2 separate regions of the Homo sapiens genome follow, and region 1 is linked to region 2. Evidence: chromatin loops called from intact Hi-C (ENCODE). Cell type or tissue: ascending aorta. All regions are shown on one strand. Links, peaks and the distances in the headings refer to the core of each region. The heading gives the core; the rest is flanking DNA.

The links. Peaks named below come from ENCODE experiments on the same cell type or tissue, not always from the same donor. Only the 100,000 strongest peaks of a DNase experiment are listed, where the experiment ranks them.
Region 1: it touches region 2 in a loop (1.8-fold over the local background); 2 of 110 quality-filtered maps call a loop at or near these places.

The regions. Positions count from the first base shown.
Region 1 is chr11:11,209,940-11,218,938 of GRCh38, forward strand. No RefSeq gene overlaps it. Among named protein-coding and RNA genes, the nearest start is that of LINC02752, 99 kb to the left of the region's middle. In ascending aorta, for the core only: no CTCF peak of the experiment used is centred there; no DNase peak of the experiment used is centred there; H3K27ac peaks cover 1,667 bases.
Region 2 is chr11:11,158,851-11,167,849 of GRCh38, forward strand. It overlaps LINC02752 (long intergenic non-protein coding RNA 2752), which reads left to right. Exons shown (of 8, transcript NR_187402.1): 4 at 8,973-8,999. Among named protein-coding and RNA genes, the nearest start is that of LINC02752, 48 kb to the left of the region's middle. In ascending aorta, for the core only: a CTCF peak has its summit at 4,565; no DNase peak of the experiment used is centred there.

The DNA.
Region 1 (8,999 bases), core at 685-8,684, 51 kb after region 2:
CGGAAAACAGCCAAAGTGAGGAGCTGTGCTATTCAATAGTAACTTGCTAATATTCTCACATCTAGTGGCTGGCAGGCTGAGATTTGAACCATGGGAGACTGGCCCCTGCGTCCAGCCTCATTACCACCATGCTACACCAGCCACAGTGCAGGGTCTGTGTGAGAAGAACAACATGGTTGACATAGACAAGAAAACAGTGCAGGGGAGAGACACTTTGCTAATAAACTGAGGTGGTGCTCAGTCACCCACATAACATGTAACTGGGAGGATCCAAGGTGACTTCAACCCCAAAGACCCAGCACAGGCAGGAACAGTCCTGGCATGCTCTGCTGCAGCAGATTCTGGTCCTGGGGTTTCCTGGGCGATTGACTTCTCTTCCAGGGCTACCATCCTGACATCATTAATCCAGGCCCTGTGTGGCTCTCATAAGGTTCATTCACATGCATATTAGATAATACCTGTTAGTGATGCCCATTAATTAAGCAGAGCAAGTTGTTTATAATTAACTTGAGAAATTTATGGCTTCAGAACACAATACAGGAGCTGATATAAACACATTAAGTGCCTACAGCAATGCCAAGTTTAATTGCTTTCAAGAAGAATCATTGATATTAATGCCGCAGCCATCGCTAGCCATGTTTGACAGCAGCTTGTAAATTCTTCAGTCCTATGAGCCAACAACACCCCAGGTTATTTGGAATGGGAAACATCAACCCTGGCAAACTGTTCATGATACAGTGCTAAGTGAAAAAAGTAGGCTTGAAAACTGTATGCGGTGCCTTTCCAATTTAGTGAAAAATATTTTTTTGTATATGTATTTCCTCCTACTCTGACATATATACATATTTTTATGAATATGTATAAGTATAAATATATTTCCTTTTAGTACAAGAAATACAAAAAATGAAAAAATTACATATGATGTACATATAAAAAATACATAAATAAGTGACAGTGGGTTTTTCCCATCTGATGGAATTACTTACTATTTTAATATTTTCTTTATGACTTTTTATATTTTCCAAAAATTTTATAGGAAGAATTTATTACTTTATGCCAAGAAAAAAGTGAAGGGTTAAAGGATAGAAAAAGAAAAGGAAAAAAAGAATAGATTTTTCTTTTCCAAGCAAATTGCTTTTTGAAAGGTAAGCAGACCCTTCTGTAATAATTGTATGTGCTACTTGGTTGGCATTTTAAGATGCTTTTTATTTTTGTAAAATAAAATTTTGAAAATAGCAAAGTAAATGCATCATTTTCACAAACGTGATTCTCATTGTGGGGCTATGCCTGCGCTCGTTGTACAATTAGGGAAGAAATGCAGCACCCTTCAATTTTTAAAAATATCAGCTCCCGAAAATACTGCAAGAGGCCGTTGGCAGAACTCCCATACTGCGGGTGCCTGCATGTTCAGGATAAAACATAACAGCCAGTCATTCTGGACAAGGATGAATTCTCAAAGGACTCATTGAATAAACCTCCTGTTGACAAGCCTGTATACTTAGAAGAGGGGTGAGAACCCATCCTTGCCAAATGATTCATCTTCCCAAAATGTCACAAGTGAAGAAAAGGGACATTTAGCTAAAAGCTGCAAATGCCCTTTCAGAAAATGCACTCCCAGAATGTCAGAGGTATCCGACCCAACCTGCTCCTTCCCCAGCCAAGAGGAAGTGCTGAGATCCCGTGGGGTCACTTGCTAGCCAGAGACAGTGCTCACTCTGAACACAGATAGGCTCCCCTTTTTGTTAACATTTAATGAACACCACTGACTCTGTGTCAGACAGTGGCCTCTTAGGCTCTTCTTAATAAAGATTTGTAAGCCCATGGTCTGGTGGTCCTTAAAGCATAGTCACTAGAATACTCATTTTGTTAGGTGCTCCTTGAAAATTCTCCCATCCGTTAAGTTTGGGAAACCCTGATTGTTCTTGCCACTCTTGGAGATTCCTAATGGTATCAGCTTATCAAAGTCTTGGAGGAGTCCCACAGTAAAGGAACTTGCTTATCTTTGTTTGATGTAGTGTTTCCCAGACTCATTTGAGCACAGAATGCTTTTGGTTCTGTAACATCTCTCAACATGTTAAACTAGTGTTCCTCAAAAGACAGTGGGACAAGTCAGCAATTCATTTAGTTTGAAGATGCAGAACAACTAAATTTGGAGCTGTACCAGCTGGGCAAGTTATTTCATCCATGTGGCATGCTGCCAGGCACAGGGTAAACCCTGAACAAACATTGGTTTGATTAGTTGAATCAGAGGAGACAATTAAAACCCAAATCAGTGAAGTAATGAGCTCAATTGCAAACTCACAATCCAGGCCATTTTATTTTTATAACACATGCCAACATTCCAACATTAAAGTAAAAATGCTATCTGTAAATCTTTATTCATTCAACAGTGAGTTCACTCTCTTACTTGAATTAGAAACATAGAACTGTGGACCTGGATCATCCAATCTACCCCTCACTTTACAGGTGAAACTGATGCTTACTTAAGCCACATGATTTGTCTGAGGTCACAGACTATTAAGGGGGTCCAGGATTTAAGTCTTGCAAGTCTAAATTTGGGTAATTCTCAGTCTCTGACCTCCCACCCATGCTCTCATTACCCTCCACACTGCCACTCTGAGGTGACATAATGCAGCGAAACCAACAGGACATTCAAAATGAGGCAGATTTGGATTTAAACTCTGGCTCTTCAAACCAGCAGCAGAGTGACATTGGGCAAGTGGCCTAACCTCTTTGTGCCTCAGTTTCTCCATCTGTTAAATGGGAATCATAACTCACTTCACGAGCTATTGAGAAGATAGAATGAGATAATGCATGAAAAAGATCACTGTCCTAAACTCAGTGGGTGTGGGAGAAATTTTATCCCCTTGTTTCATACTATTTTGAAGAGCTCTTGATTCCTTTTTCTCCTCAGAATGAAAACCCAAGTTTTCTCTGTAGCTGTTTGTCACTCTGGATGGTCCTTTATATTTGAACAACAAGAACCTTTCAATATCAATAGAAGGAAACAGAATTAATAAGTGAATTGCTTGTTGATGAAAAAATAATGTTGAATTCTAAGGGTGTGAGACCGAGAAAAAGAGAATGTGTGACTTATCCCACCCTGGGCTCTGTTTTCCAACAGGGCTTGTAGATATAGAAAGCAGGTCACCTCATATGGAGGGACCAAGAGCCATCTTTTGACTGTTACCTTGTCGTTTGCTCTAGCCCAGTGGGACAGCCTTACTAATGGGTTCTAACGTGGACATAGGCAGGGCCACTGGTGCAGGCAGCAGTGCATTTCCCTAGAAGAGTCATTAATTTAAGGCTGGCAGAGGGCTTGCTTCTCCTGAGAGCCAGGCAAGACTTGGAGCATTTTGCAGACAGCTGGGCCATGAGCAGGCCTTACCAAACTCTCTGGCTACAGCACAAGAAGCATTTATTTATCTGGCTCCTTTGAGACAGGCATCTTACTTTCGACATGCAAAGAGGCAGCCTCCCCTCCACAGTCCCCTTGTCATCCCACCCTCTCCATGCCTTTACTCCAGGCCTCATCTCTCATTCGGTCCATTGTGCCAACCTCTTAACTGGCCTTCCACCTCCTATCTAGCCCCTTTCCTGTTGATTCTCTGCAGCCAGAGCCATTTTTCCAACTGCTGACCTGCCACCAATGGCTTCCTATGGTTTCTAGAAAAAAGTCCAGAGACCTTACTCTGACATTTGGGATTCTCCAAATCTGGCCAGTGTTCCTTTAGCCTTACTGGAAATTCCTCTCATATGTGCCTCCTTTCCTCCAATCATACTGAGCTTCTTGACATTTTTTTTTTCTATTTCATACCCTGTTATTTTAAGTCTCTAAGTCATTGCAGTGGCTATTTTTTCTGAGTGGCATTTTCCCCTTCTTCTTCATATTCAATACTCAGTTCAAATGTCATCTCTTTGATTTATTCTTCTTATACTCCCTAAAATTAATCATCCTCTCCCTTGGATTGTCACACCACTCTCTTCATACTCTTTATGAACAATTGTAAAAATTTCCATTTCCCTCTCCAGATTATGAGCTCCTTTGGTGCTGGGCCTGTGTTTATTCATTTCATCATTCCCTGTGCCCAGCTCAGTGACTGCTCAATAAAGGAATGGATTAGTGGATGGATGGGTGGATGGATGAGTAGATGAATGGATGGAAGAAAGGAGGAAAAGAAGGAATAAAGGAAGGAAGGAAGGGAAGGAATGTGGGAGGGAGGGAAGAAGGGAGGGAGAAAGGATTAGTGAGTGACTATGTAGATATGGTAGAGAGAATGTATCCCACATAGATTTAAATGCTGGAGTACAGTTAAGAACAACAGTTTTGACTGCAGTGGGGAGGTTGCAGCTGATGTTGTGATAAAACAAAAGGAAGTTGAAATATAAAATAGAAAAGCAAGCTTGTTTCTTCCCCCTGGAGAGCTCTGGGCTTTGGAGAAGTCATAGGAATCACAGAGGAAAAAGAGAAAAGGAAGTCATTCTCTCCCTGCCAAGACTCAGGGGACAGAAAGCAAGGAAGGAATCAGGCTGGAAGAAAACCATTGCAACAGAGAGGGTGAGTAAAAGTCTAAACCACAGAGACAAATTGTGCATTTTGCTACCCAAGTCACAAATATTCTCCTCTAGCACCGATAAGTGCTCTGGAGAACTCCTTGTGTCTAAGCATCACTGAGAGAGAATTCTGTGATTTCCATAGAAGCAAGTTACACCTGTGGGTGCAGGTAACATTGGTTGATTAATTTGTTTGTTAATATCTTTCTCAAACACTGACTGTTTGCAAGTGGGAGCTCTGGGTTGAGTGGAAGGCCTTTCTCCTCACACGAATGGAGCTTTGAGCTGAGAGAAGCAACCCATCTTCCCTGACAGTAGGACCTGAAGAGTCGAACACAACACTGTAACTGTGCTTCACTCATCCACCTGGAATACTAGGTATTGAGACACTGAGAGTGGAGATCTCACTCCAATTCTAAAGAATTAAAACAATAAAATGGGACTTGAGACAAGGAATTTATTTACAAAGTGTTTCCTGGCTATTGAGAGAGGGACATGCTTGGGCCAGACAGATTCGGTAGCTAAAGGACTTAGGTGTTTTGGATCTGTAATTAAGAGACCCAACACAAACCCTAATTTCCAGCCTTTCAGATCTGGGAGGAAAGGGATTTTGATAAAGACCCCTGGCCTCTTTATTGTAGAATTCATTAGTTCAACTAAACACTTATGAAACATTAACTGTTTGCCAAGAATTGATTAGGGCACTGGGAGCCCCTGCTCTCGGGGAGCCCTGTGGGAGAAGGGTGTGCCAACAGCCAGTGTCATGTCATGTGGCCAGGGCTCTGATGAGGGTATGGATGCCAGCAGCTGGGGCGCACGGGGTGAGATGAGGGTGTGTGCCTCATATTATGTGGGAAATCATTAAAGGCTTCACAAAGGAGGAAGGCTTAGGAGGAGGAGAGTTTACCAGAGGAACAAGAGGAAAAGGGTGTTCCAGGCAGATGGATTAGAGGCTGGGGGAAGATCAGCACAAAAAGACCAGTAGGGAGTGTGGAAACAATCTGGATGTGAGATGCTGGGAGGAAGTGTACTGGAATGATTGCAGCAGGAGTGGAGAGAGGAGGACGGATTGGAAATACTTTTAGGAGATGGAATTGGCTGGGCTGGATGATTGATGGGATGTGAGATATGGCCCAGGCAGAGTCAAGGATGGACTTTTGTTTCCAACTTGCATGACACTTGCACAGTGATGGGAAACCAGTGCGGAGGATCAGACTTAGGGGCAATACAGAGAATGCAGATTTGAGTGTGTGAGTTTGCTGAGTCTTGGAGGACCTTCAGGAGGAAGTAGCAGGATAAATTGATCTGGAGTTGAGGACAAAGGGCAAAATGGAGACACAGGCTTGGGAGTAATCCATGGGCAGATGACAGCCATTGGGAAATACGTCAGGCTCTGATGATGTCCTGTGAGGTCAGCAACCACGAGTGGGGAGGTTGCAAGGCCTGGCGCACAAAAGCCTTCGTTTCTGCTGGTCCATTTCTTCAAGTGTGTGTTTGTCAGGCCACCCTGCTGCCATTGCCACTGCTGTCACCCACCTCCCCTGCCTCTTGCTGCCCTGGCCCATCCCTACTCTGAGTGGCCACAGCATAGTCAGAGCCGAAAGATAAAAAGATGGCAAACAGAGCTCAGGTGGCCAGTGTCAGCATTGCAATGGCAATGCAGAGGAGCTCAGGCAGCCTGAACAATGGGGCCACTGTGTCACAGGCCTCCTGGGTGGAGGGGCTAGAAGTGGCCTGCTGCCAACTGCTGAAGGAGGTTTCTTCTGTCATTGAGGCGTTCAGCATGGCAGGATTTCTGAACTGGAGAAAGAATGAGTCCTTCACCATGGGTCTGAGGGCTGCAGGTGGCTTTTCCCATGTATTGTTTCAAAACACACTGTGGGCAAAGTGTGGCAGGAGAGAAGCCAGCCTGCTTCCTGCATCCTCTCTTCATGGGTTTCATTTCACTCTCCACAGGAAGACCCAGGCAGCAAGGGCTGGGGGCTTCTGTGCCAGGAGTTGTGGGCCCAGAAAAGGCTGGCACTAGGGGAGCGGGGGACCCAAGGGACATTTGCACTGAATCCTGATGGCCCTGCCTCTCTAAGATTCAAGATGCTCCCATCTTCTGGGTGTCCAAAGCCGAGGTGGCAGGAGGGAGGCCTGGGCATGTGAAGTGGAAGCCTGTGCCCTCATCCTTCCTTCAGCTTTCCCACAAGGGGGACCACTAAGGCCAGCCCTGGGAGGTGTGATTTCCAGCCCCTGCCTCTGTATGTGGAGCATAGATTCCTTAAAGCAATTTCAGATGTGTGTTCGTCAGACTGAATCAGTTTTCTTTGTTCAACTTCAGACACATTGCCTACTACTTCTTGGAAGAGATTGTTGCTTGAGAAGAAAAACTACTTCAGTTAGGAACAAGCTTTGCTAAGATTTGTTGAATTTACCTGTCCTAAAAAACAAAAACAAACAAAACACACACACACACACACACACACACAACTAGCTATGGATGACAACTCCTTTGGCATCTCCCAGGCAGGTAAGGCACACCGAGCCTAAGGGACATGCCTCTGGTCCCTGCTGGTGATTGTCAGAGCAGGCCACTGAACGCTGTTAACCACTGTGATGGTTAATACTGAGTGTCAACCGTATTGTTCCTTCAAGAATTTAGGGTGTGTGTGCCTTCACTCACCCCACCTTCTATTCACCCCACCATGAACCTTAAAGACACAGGCACCCACATATCCCACAGAGGATACAATGGCCTAGAATTGTCTATTGGCCTGGCCAGGATGGGCTCTGGGGGCTGGACCAGGTGGAAGGCAGGATAGAGGCTGATTGTATTAGTCAGGGTTCTCTAAAGGGACAAGACTAATAGATAGATGTATATATGAAGGGGAGTTTATTAAGGAGTGTTGACTCACGATAACAAAGTGAAGTCCCACAATAGGCCATCTGCAAGTGGAGGAGCAAGGAAGCCAGTCCAAATCCCCAAACCTCAAAAGTCGTAGGGAAGCCAAGAGGTCAGCCTTCTGTCTGTGGCTGAAGGCCTAAGAGCCCCTGGAAAACCACTGGTGTTAGTCCAACAGTCCCAAAGCTGAAGAGCTTAGAGTCCGATGTTCGAGGGCAGGAAGAATCCAGCATGGGAGAAAGATGAAAGCCGGAAGACTCAGCCAGTCTAGTCCTTCCGTGTCTTTCTGCCTGCTTTATCCTAGCAGTGCTGGCAGCTGATTAGATTGTGCTCACCTAGATTGAGGGTGGGTCTGCCTCTCCCAGTCCATTGACTCAAATGTTGATATCCTTTGGCAACACTCTCACAGGCACACACACCCTCAATACTTGAAGGAACAGTACGGTTGACACTCAGTATTAACCATCACAGTGGTTAAGAGCGTTCAGTGGCCTGCTCTGACAATCACCAGCAGGGACCAGAGGCATGTCCCTGAGGCTCGGTGTGCCTTACCTGTCTGGGAGATGCCAAAGGAGTTGTTATCCATAGCTAGTTGTGTGTGTGTGTATGGTTTCTTTTTTTTTTTTTTTTTTTTTTTAAGGACAGGTATATTCAACAAACCTGGGGTAAAGCAGGTGGATCTACTTCCTGTCTACACACACCCTCCTGCCTCCCTGCACCACACATACACACAGTCAGAAGCTGCCACCATTGGGCTCCCTTAACAAGTAGGGCTCCAGAGTACAATACAAGTTAAAATCTAAGATCGAGGAGGGGCAGCTTTTATGGGCTCTTACTGTGGGGCAGACACTTTGCTGTGGTATTTTACACCTTATTTATCTTTCGCAGAATTCTCTGCAGGGCAAGGATTCAGAGAGGCGAAGCTACTTGCCCAGAGTCACTCAGCTAGTAAGTGGTGGAGCCAGGATTTAAACTGTTCACTTAAGTGAACAGTTGAGGTCTGGTTCCCAGTGATAGCCTCTTGCTGTCTCCCCATGCTGCCTCTGACAGAGCGTGACCACAACTGTGCACTTTGTCTTTGTCTGACCTCCTGCAGTCTTGGCTCCAGCCACACCTGTGTTTATCTGGCTGACTTGCTTTCAGCGCAAGCAAGATTTCTAATGTTCTCTCTTCCTTCTTGGATTCCTGTCACTCTTAGTTTTCAAGTCAGCTCAGTATCCAGAGTGTTGTCCTCAGAACTCCCCCTTTAGCTAACTCCCTGTCCCGTACCGTTTCTGATGAACTGGTGATTTCTCTGACTCTGTCTTAGACATTATGTTCACTTTCCACTTTCCAGCTACCAGTTCTCCACTTAGTTCAGGGTCATATTCACAACTGTCCTCTCCATCTCCAGCTGGAGGAAGCTGGCACTTACCCAGGGGCTGACCTGGCAAGTGTCTCAAGTCTGTGTCCTGTGTGGGTTTAGGACACAAGTCAGCTACCAATGGCTGTTTGTTTTTCCATGTCTGAAGAGAAACACCTTGGGGTAATGGGATAGCTGCTGAGTCAGGGCTCCAGT
Region 2 (8,999 bases), core at 407-8,406:
AGAGAAAAACACAAATAAATAAAATATAATAATTATAAATAAAACAAAACCCTCTAGGAAAATGGCTGATTCGAACAATTGTCAAAGCATCTTCAGACTGAGCTTATCGCGTGCATTTTTTTTCAGCAATTGAAAATGAGGTCAGGCTCCAGTGAGCCCAGAGACCTGGTTTTAGGGATGCACCTCCACCTATCAAACCCTGAGTGCTATACCTTCATGCCTCTAATTGTTTGGGTTTCTTCCAGTCCCAAAGGCAGTCATTCAAATATCTCTTTGACTTTTTAAGCCTTCCTGATTTCCAGAAGCTCAAGCACTGTATCTCTTTTCATGCCCAGAACCTGAAACTGCCTTTAACAGATTCTCTTTATTTTCTTTAAACTCCTAAAAATATTATTCCTGGTCAAGCAGCAATACTGTGCCCTCCTTCAAGCCAATGTGCAGGGGCAAGGGCACCCCAGGAGATGCTGGAGGAGTGGTTGCTTTTGACCTATGGAAGATGACTACCTGTAGCTGTGGGATTAGGATCCAGTAGGGTCATGATCACAGGGCCCAAAGAAAGGGACCCCCGGCCTTGAGCTCATAGCTTCTCACAATTTTAACTCATTACCACTGCAGCATCAAGGTTAGTATAAGGAGGTCAGTAAGGGGCCATTCTTCTCTTAAAACCTCAAGATTGTTTGCTAAACTTCTGCATGTTAAACCCTACTGGTTGTGGGTGGTATCCTCAGGTGACTCCCACAGATAGCTTAAACCCATTCTTCTTTGTAAAGTTTTGTGCTTTGTGTGTGTATGAGTGTGTGTATGTGTGTGTGGGCTATGGAGGTTGCTAACTGGCGGCCACCTTGCTGCCCTGGACATGGCTGATTGGATCAGGCCCTTTGTGTTGGACGAGAGGGAAGCCAGTCCCCACTAAACTGTATTGATGTGAAACCTATTAGCCTGACATTCAGTAAGAATGATCTGTATTGCATAACAATGAACAAAGTCAATCGAATCCTCACTTTTGGAAAGAGCAAATGCAAGGTATACACAATGGAGCAGGGTTTGCTTGAATTCAAGTTGCATCCTGAATGAATATGAACTATAGTTCTGGTTCCCTGTGAGAAGCCCTGGATAGTTAGGATGATGGCATCCCATGGTTCCAGCTGTAATAGCTTCCTATTGCTGCTGAAACACATGGCCACAGACTTGGTGGCTGAAAACAACACTAACATATTCTCTTACTGTTTTAGAGGTCAGAAGTCTAAAATCAAGGTGTCTGTGGGGCTGCTCTCATTCTGGAGGCTTTGGAGGACAATCTGGTTCCCTGCCTTTTTCAGCTTCTAGAGGACACCTGTGTTCCTTAGCCTGTGACCCTTTCCTCACGTCACTCCAACCTCTTGCCTCCATCACCACCTTCTTGTTTCTGTGGTCACATCTATTACTGTCTTTGACCCTGCCTCCTTCTTGAAAGGATCCTTGTGATTACATTGAGTCCATCAGGATAACAGGATACTCTCCCCATTTCAAGATCCTAATCACATCAGCAAAGTCCCTTTTGCCATATAAGGTAACATATTCACAGTGATAGCGATAGGAGGCAGCCAAATGCCTAGGCTGATAGGGGCAGGTCCCTGATGAAACCCCACTTTCAAGCCAAAAACAGCCTGAAGGCTGAAAGACTGGGCTGCTGGTCTCAGATGAAACCTGTGACCCACAGTAAGAACTTCTGTTCCTGTTTGCCTGCCCTTTCCTGACAGATTCTTTCTGAATAATGCCTTTTAACAAATTGAATGTTGCCTTTTCCAAGACTACCTATGGCCTGCCCCTTCCCCATTCTAAGCCCATAAGAAGCCCCCAACTCAGCCATATTAAGAAGACTTTCCTGCCTTTGGGTAGGGAGACCACCCCCGTGTCCCCTTTCCACTGAAAGCTGTTTCATCACTCAATAAATATCCCCATCTTGCTCACTCCTCAATTGTCAGCACATCCTCATTCTTCTTGGGTACAGGACAACAACTCAGGAACTGGTGTGCAAGCCAGACTACCTGGGCGGGCTGAGTGGGTGAGCCATCTCCTGCAGCAGGCAGTGTGGCTGAGTGAGGCCTAGGTGGGGCGTTGCCAACTGGAGGTCCTGGCTTGCAAAGTGACCAAGAGGAAAATCCTGCGTCAACAGCTTCTGAATTAGGATATGGAAGTCTTTGGCAGGGGGTAGGGGGGTCATTACTCAGGCTGACCATATGTGTTTTGCTATAAATTCTTGCAATAAGCCTGCATTTCTGATGGTAAGCATCTATCCAATTCTACGCTATTTGTGCTTCAATATATGTCCTGTGCACATCTCCTGTAAGGGACAGTCCATGTATTACATGAACAGACCCTCCTTGGCAATAGTTGGTAAATGGTCAATCTAATTTCTGGTTAATGACCTACTGAGTAATGACCCATTGACTTGCCATTTGCCAGTGACCCACTGGCTTGCCAATCATCAATCAGGTTCTGAAGAATCTGGATGTAGTGACACAGGCCTGTAGCCAATTGATGGTAGGCTCTTTAGACTAGGAGTGATCTAGAGTCAGGATTAGGAAAGCCATCCCATTAGAGAGCTGTGTACAATATTTGTAAGCAGAGGAAGCTGATTGATCAAGAGAAGCATGAAATAGAAATAGAATTAGAGAGCCCCTGTGGCCTTTGAGAGACTGAGATGACTAGATGCAAACCCTGCAGGGACTGGCTGTGCTTCCTTCCCTGCCCCTTTCATCTAAGGTCTTTCTGTGTCATTGTGATAACCTTCATCTCTGTGTTTTAGCCAGTCAGAGAGGAATTTGATTCTTTGCAAAGCAAACAGCTTCAAATAGAATATTCTTTTATTCCTTCACACGGAGACGGTAACTTACAAGACCCTTTAAAGCACAGATCCTCTGTTCAGCAGAAGTCTTCCAAAATGTCAGAAGACCAATGAAGAGAAGGTGGGATAGTTCCCCTGGGGTCCCCTTATATCCAGGGGCTTCAATTCCTATGCCCTGGTGGCTCTCATTTCCCACAGCTAGAACTACTGAAACTCTAAGGGCAGACCTGGCTTCTCCATCACTGATCAAGACAAGGAGTCACTTGACAATTTTCTCAGGGTTGAGTCACTGAAGAAAAACAACAACAACAAAACCCAAAAAACCACTCTCACATTCCTACACTCACCATGTTATCTCAGCCCAAAAGTCCAGACTTCTGCCTCACTCTCCCTGTGCTCAACTCTAGGTCAACCAGAACCATCTTCCTGGAGTGCCTTCTGCTGTCTGGACTCCCATTGCTGCAGCCCACCAGGTTCTAGCATCTTTCTAGCCATGCCTGGGCTTACCATGGCCTCTGGACATTGTGACTTGCACCTCTCAACCTCCTGGCAGGCTCCTCACTATCATGCCCCTGTTCTGCCAGGATGGGGGCTTCCTCTTGTTCCCCACCAGTAGCTATGAGTGTGAACTCCACTGCCTCACTCTCTTTGTAGTCCCTACCTGCCTGAGGATGACCCTTCAGAAAACACCTGTGAATGGACTAACGAACTGATTTTTGTTTAGCAGCATGCGTTTGTGCAGTGAAGTATTAATGGGGTCTGTGCTGCCTCCAGTGCCTTAGTTATCAGGGAAAAATTGAAGAAGACCTGAAACTGCTGAGGATTCAGCTGGCGATTTAATTTTCCCTAATTTTTCTACCTCTGGGGAAACAGGCAAATTAATGAGAAGCCACACCTCTCAACTTGGCTGCAACATATGAGCGGTTGTCCAGGGAATGCAGGTGTATGAGCTCAGCCACTGTGTCTTGTGGTACAGGGTCACTGAGGGTCCTGGGGCAGTTGTTCCCATTCTCCCTGCAGCTGGGCCCCAGGATCCAGGGCACATGGAGGGGAAACCCCTCCTGCATTCCTGGGGTGAGAGAGTCTGCCCGTTAGATCACCCCGCCAGCTTCAGTGTTTTTATTTCTTTCCCTCTTGTTGCTGCTTCTACTATGGAACTGATGTTGCTTCTCCATAACTACTGGGGGTGCCAGACAAGACCTGGGTGTGGAGAGAAGATCCCAAGGGACAATATGTTGGATTCCTGAGCCCAGCACATAGCACCAAGAGCTCCGCAGTTGGCCCTGCAGGCCGACAGCTCTAAGTCCCAGCTCCAGTCCTGTTGGTGAGGAGACCCGAGCAAGTCACTTATTCTTTCTGGCCCTCAGCTGATTGCTCTAGGTCCTGTGAGCTCTCAGGGTGCTTGCAGCCCTAATAATCTGTATTTTATTTGTTTTTCAAAGCATTGTGTAGCCTTCTGCGTTAAAGAGACTTGCAACTTCTATGGATTTTGCCACCAGACTTTCTGGTGAGGAAAATGTTTTGGAGAGAAGCCACATCTTTTCCTTCTGTTCTGAGGATGTTAACAAAGCAAGTCTTAAACATCATTACAAAGAGGCTTCCTTCCAGTTTCCTTCAGGGTCCTTCCTCCTTGGATTTGGAAAGAGTTTTATCCTCCCTTCGTCTCTCCTCCTGTCTTCTGGTATTCCCTCTGTCCCCCTCTTGGCAGCAGCGCCACATGCATCAGAGGGTGGGTGTTTCCTGCTTGTCCGTCAGCTTGGCCATGTGGCCCACATGTGGTATTGCAGGACATTCGACTCATTAAAAAGTCTTCATAAAGTTCCTGGACTCTTGATCTGGGAGGGAACAGGTTTCAGCCCTAGGCAGGCTGCTGGCTCCAACAGCTTCTCCTACCAGGTAACTGCTTCTGATTTCTCCAAGCAAAAATATAGAGCTATCCCCAAGGATCCCCCAACCCGTTAATACATTATTTTAGTGCTTCCCAAACTGGAGTTCAGAAAAAACTGTTCTTGTCTGGAGGATGTTAGCTGATATGCCAAAACATAAAATCTTCCACTTAAATCTATTCTTTTTTATTTAACCATGAAACAAAGTTAGTCATACATTTCTGCTCCAGAATTTCTCAGAACCTTTAAAATAACTCATTAGTGTGTCCTGGGAGTCTTCTGAAATGGGGATTAGTCTGTTGCACTTGCCAAGTTTATTTGGTCTTGGGACACTTTGTTTCTAGAGCTCTGATTAACATCTCCCTCAAATAGTGTTTAGTGAAACACATTTAGGAAAATGTTTTTCCATTATAAGATTTATCACACTGTATTGCAATGATTTATTCACATGTCTGCCTTCCTCACCAGGCTGCTATTTCCTAAAGGGCAAGAAATGTATTTTACTCATCTCTTTGTCTCTAGCACCTAGCACAGTGCTTTGTAGAGTTGGTCCCCTATGGAGCTCTTGCCAGGGTCACCAACAGCCCGGTCTCTGTTCTCGTCTTACACAAATTCCCAGCAGCGATGCACTGAGTTTGGCACTCCTTCCTAACCCTTTTCTCTTGGCTCCAGTGACACCACACTCTCCTGGTACTCTTCCACAACACTCAGGACTCCTTTGCAGTCCTTCTATTGAATCCTTCTCCCTCATCTGTTATGGAAATATCGAAGTGCCCAGGGCTCTATTTTTGGACAGTTCTGATGCTATGGCTACACTCTTTCCCCAGATGACCTCAAGCAGATCCATGGCATAAGAGACTTTCTATAGGCTGGTGATTATCATGCTTATGTTTCTAGACATGGCCTTTGAGTCGGACTCTTGTCTCACTACCTATTTGATATCTTCTCCTAGATGTTAATGTTTAACAAATCCACAACAAAGCTTTTGATTTACCCAGCAAACCTGTTCATCCTCCAGTCCTTCCTACATTAGTAAATAGCATTATCATCCACCCAGGGGCTTGCTTGTATCTAAACTCTAAAACACATTTGTCTTATTCTGTTTAGTATTGCTCTAAAGGAACACCTGAGGCTGGATAATTTGTGAAGAAAAAAGGTTTCTTTGGCTCATGGCTCTGCAGGCTGTACAGGAAGCATGGTGCCAGCATCTGCTTCTGGTGAGGGCTTCAGGCTGCTTCCACTCGTGATGGAAGGTAAGTGGAGCCAGCCTGTGCAGAGATCACATGGTGAAAGAGGAAGTAAGAGAGCGAGCCAGTGCCAGGCTGTTTTTAACATCCAGCTTTCATGGGAACTAATAGAGGACTCATTCATTACTGCCAGGACAGCACCAAGCTATTCATGAGGGATCTGCCCCCAAGACTCACATACCACCCATTAGGCCCCACCTCCAACATTGGGGATTCAATTTCAATGTGAGGTTTAGGGGACAAGCATCCAAGCTATAGCATCCTCCCAATTCTTTATCTTCCCTTTCAATGCACTGGCACATTCCACTAATACTATTTCTGTGATCACTGAGATTATTGTTTGCCAGATACTCACCCTCTTCCCCATCTCTCTGCAGAACATACTTTCCCACCCAATTGATTGTGAACCTGTTTAGGTGACTTGCTTTGGCCACTGGGATGTTAGCAGATGTGTCCAGAGCTGAATGTGTTTGGGAAGTGTGGTTTGGCATTGCATCCTGTGTCAGTTATCAACATATTACCTCTCGGCTACAATTCACCCTTTGTTGCTCCATCTGTGGAAATATCTAAAGGCCCTTTATGTCTTTTTCCTTTGCCAGCTGGGATAGTGTTCAACTTTGTTGTTGAGGGCCCTGGATGTGCTCCATCCCCTCTGCACACCTGCCCACCAGCCTGGGATGTCCTGCTCCCCAGAGGGTGGTTCTACGTGCCTGAGGGCCATGGAACAGCTCTGGGTTAGGAACCCAAGAGAACTTCTCGGCCATCGTATTTCTCTTGGACTATTCTGATAGCCTGTGAACTGGTCTCCTTTCTTCCATTCTTGCTACCCTGCAATAAATCCTGATCCCAACTGGTTAGTGATGTTTCAGTCATCATACATAAAGTTTTCATATATATCACGTTCTGATTCAGACTAATTTAGCTATTCTAGCATATTGATTCGTCTATTTGATTTTAGGTCCTTAACACAATATTTTCATTATGATATCTTTATAAAATATTTTTGTATCTGGTCCTCCTCACTGCTCTTCAACACACTTTTTCAGTGATTCTTTCCAGATGAATTTTAGAATCATTTTGTCATGTTCCCCAGATAACTCCAATATTATAAGTTCATTTGGGAAAATTAACATCTTTATGTTATTGAGTTTCTCCATATAAGGTATTTACACATTTATATTTAGTTAACTTCTTTTATATCCTCAATGAAACATTGTGATTTTCATTATCTAGGCCTTGCACTTTCTCTTTCTCTTTTATTTTCTCTTCTAGGCATTTAAGTCTTTGCTGTTACTGTGTGTGGGATTCTTTTCTCTTATATTCTTTAAATAATTACTGTTAGTATATTAAAAAGTTATTGATTTTTGCATGTTTACTCTGTAATGAATCACCTTATTGAATTCTTATTAATTCTATGTGTGTTCAATAGATTCTCTTGAGTTTCTTGGATACAAAACCATATTGACTATAAATAATGATAGTTTTTCTCTTCCTTTCCAATAACTATACAACTTACTTATGTTTTGTATCTCATTATGTCAACCAGAACTTCTATAATGATGTTAAATAATAATAGTGTTCCAGAAAATTTTTACATTCCCATGCAAAAAAAAATGAACATTGACACTTTTCTCATTCTATGTAAGCAAATTAAAATGAATCATAGACTAAATGTGGGAGCTAAAACTATAAAGCTTTTATAAGAAAGTGTAAGATAAAAAAATCTTTGTGTCCTTGGGTTAGGTAACATGTTTTGTAGATATGACACAAAAAGCATAAATCATGAAAGAATGATAAATCGAATGAAATTGAAACATTGATATATTGAATTTTATCAAAATGGAAACTTTGGCTTTTTGAAAGACACTTTTAAGAAAATGAAAAGACAAGCCACAGACTGGAAGAAACTATTTTCAAAACACAAATTTGACAAAGAACTTGTATTCAGGATATATAAGGAATCCTTACAACACAGTAAAAGGAAGACAAACAGCCAAATAAATAAATAAGTGAACAGTTTAAACATATACTTCACCAAAAAAAAAAAGATGTATTGGTGGGAAGTAGACACATGAGAAGATGCTCAAAATCATCAATCATTAGAAAAATAAAAATTAATGTCAAACCAAGATATCACTGTACATCCACTAGATGGTTAAAATTTAAAAACTGATAATAGCAAGTGCTGATGAGGATTCAGAACAACTGTAACTCACATGAAGTGTTGGTGGGAATGCAAAACAGCACAGCCACTTTAGAAAACAATTTGATAGTTTTTTATAAAGTTAAACGTTTATTTAATATGACCCAGCATTCCTACTTTTAGATATTTACCCAAGAAAAAAATTTGTATACACAAATGTTTATAGCAGATTTATTGATAATAATCCCAAACTGAAAGCAATACAAATATTCATCAATCATGGAATAGATAAACAAATTTTGGAATATTTATACAATGAAATATCATTCATGCAACAACATGGATGAATCTCAAAAAACAGTTTGCTGAGTGAAAGAAGCAGGACTCAGAAGGCTACCATCTGACTTTATTTATATGGCATTCTGGAGGAGGCCAAATTATAGAGATAGAAATCAGATCAGTGGTTTCCAGAGCTGGGGTGGAAGAGGACATTAACTATAAAGGAACTTGCGAGAAATTTTTGGGGTGATGGATGCTCTGTGTATTGAATATCATGGTGCTTCAACGATGGCATTTATTTGCTGAAATTATCAAATTGTACAGTTTAAGTGAATACATTTTATTGTGTGCAAATTGTACCTCAGTAAACCTGACTTTTAAAAAAGAAATATGCAGTCAACAAAAATTCTTGTTTTGTTCTTTGTTTTAATAGGAATGACATTATGTATTACTTCTGGCCACAGGTTTTAAAAAATAAGATGTTCTTTATTATGTTAAAGAAATAACCTTCTGTGTCTTTAAGATTTCTTAGTTGCCTGCAACAGAAACTGATTCTGGCTGATTTAAGCAAAAAAGAAATTTGTTGGCAGGATTCTGGATGGTTTAGAGAATCACCA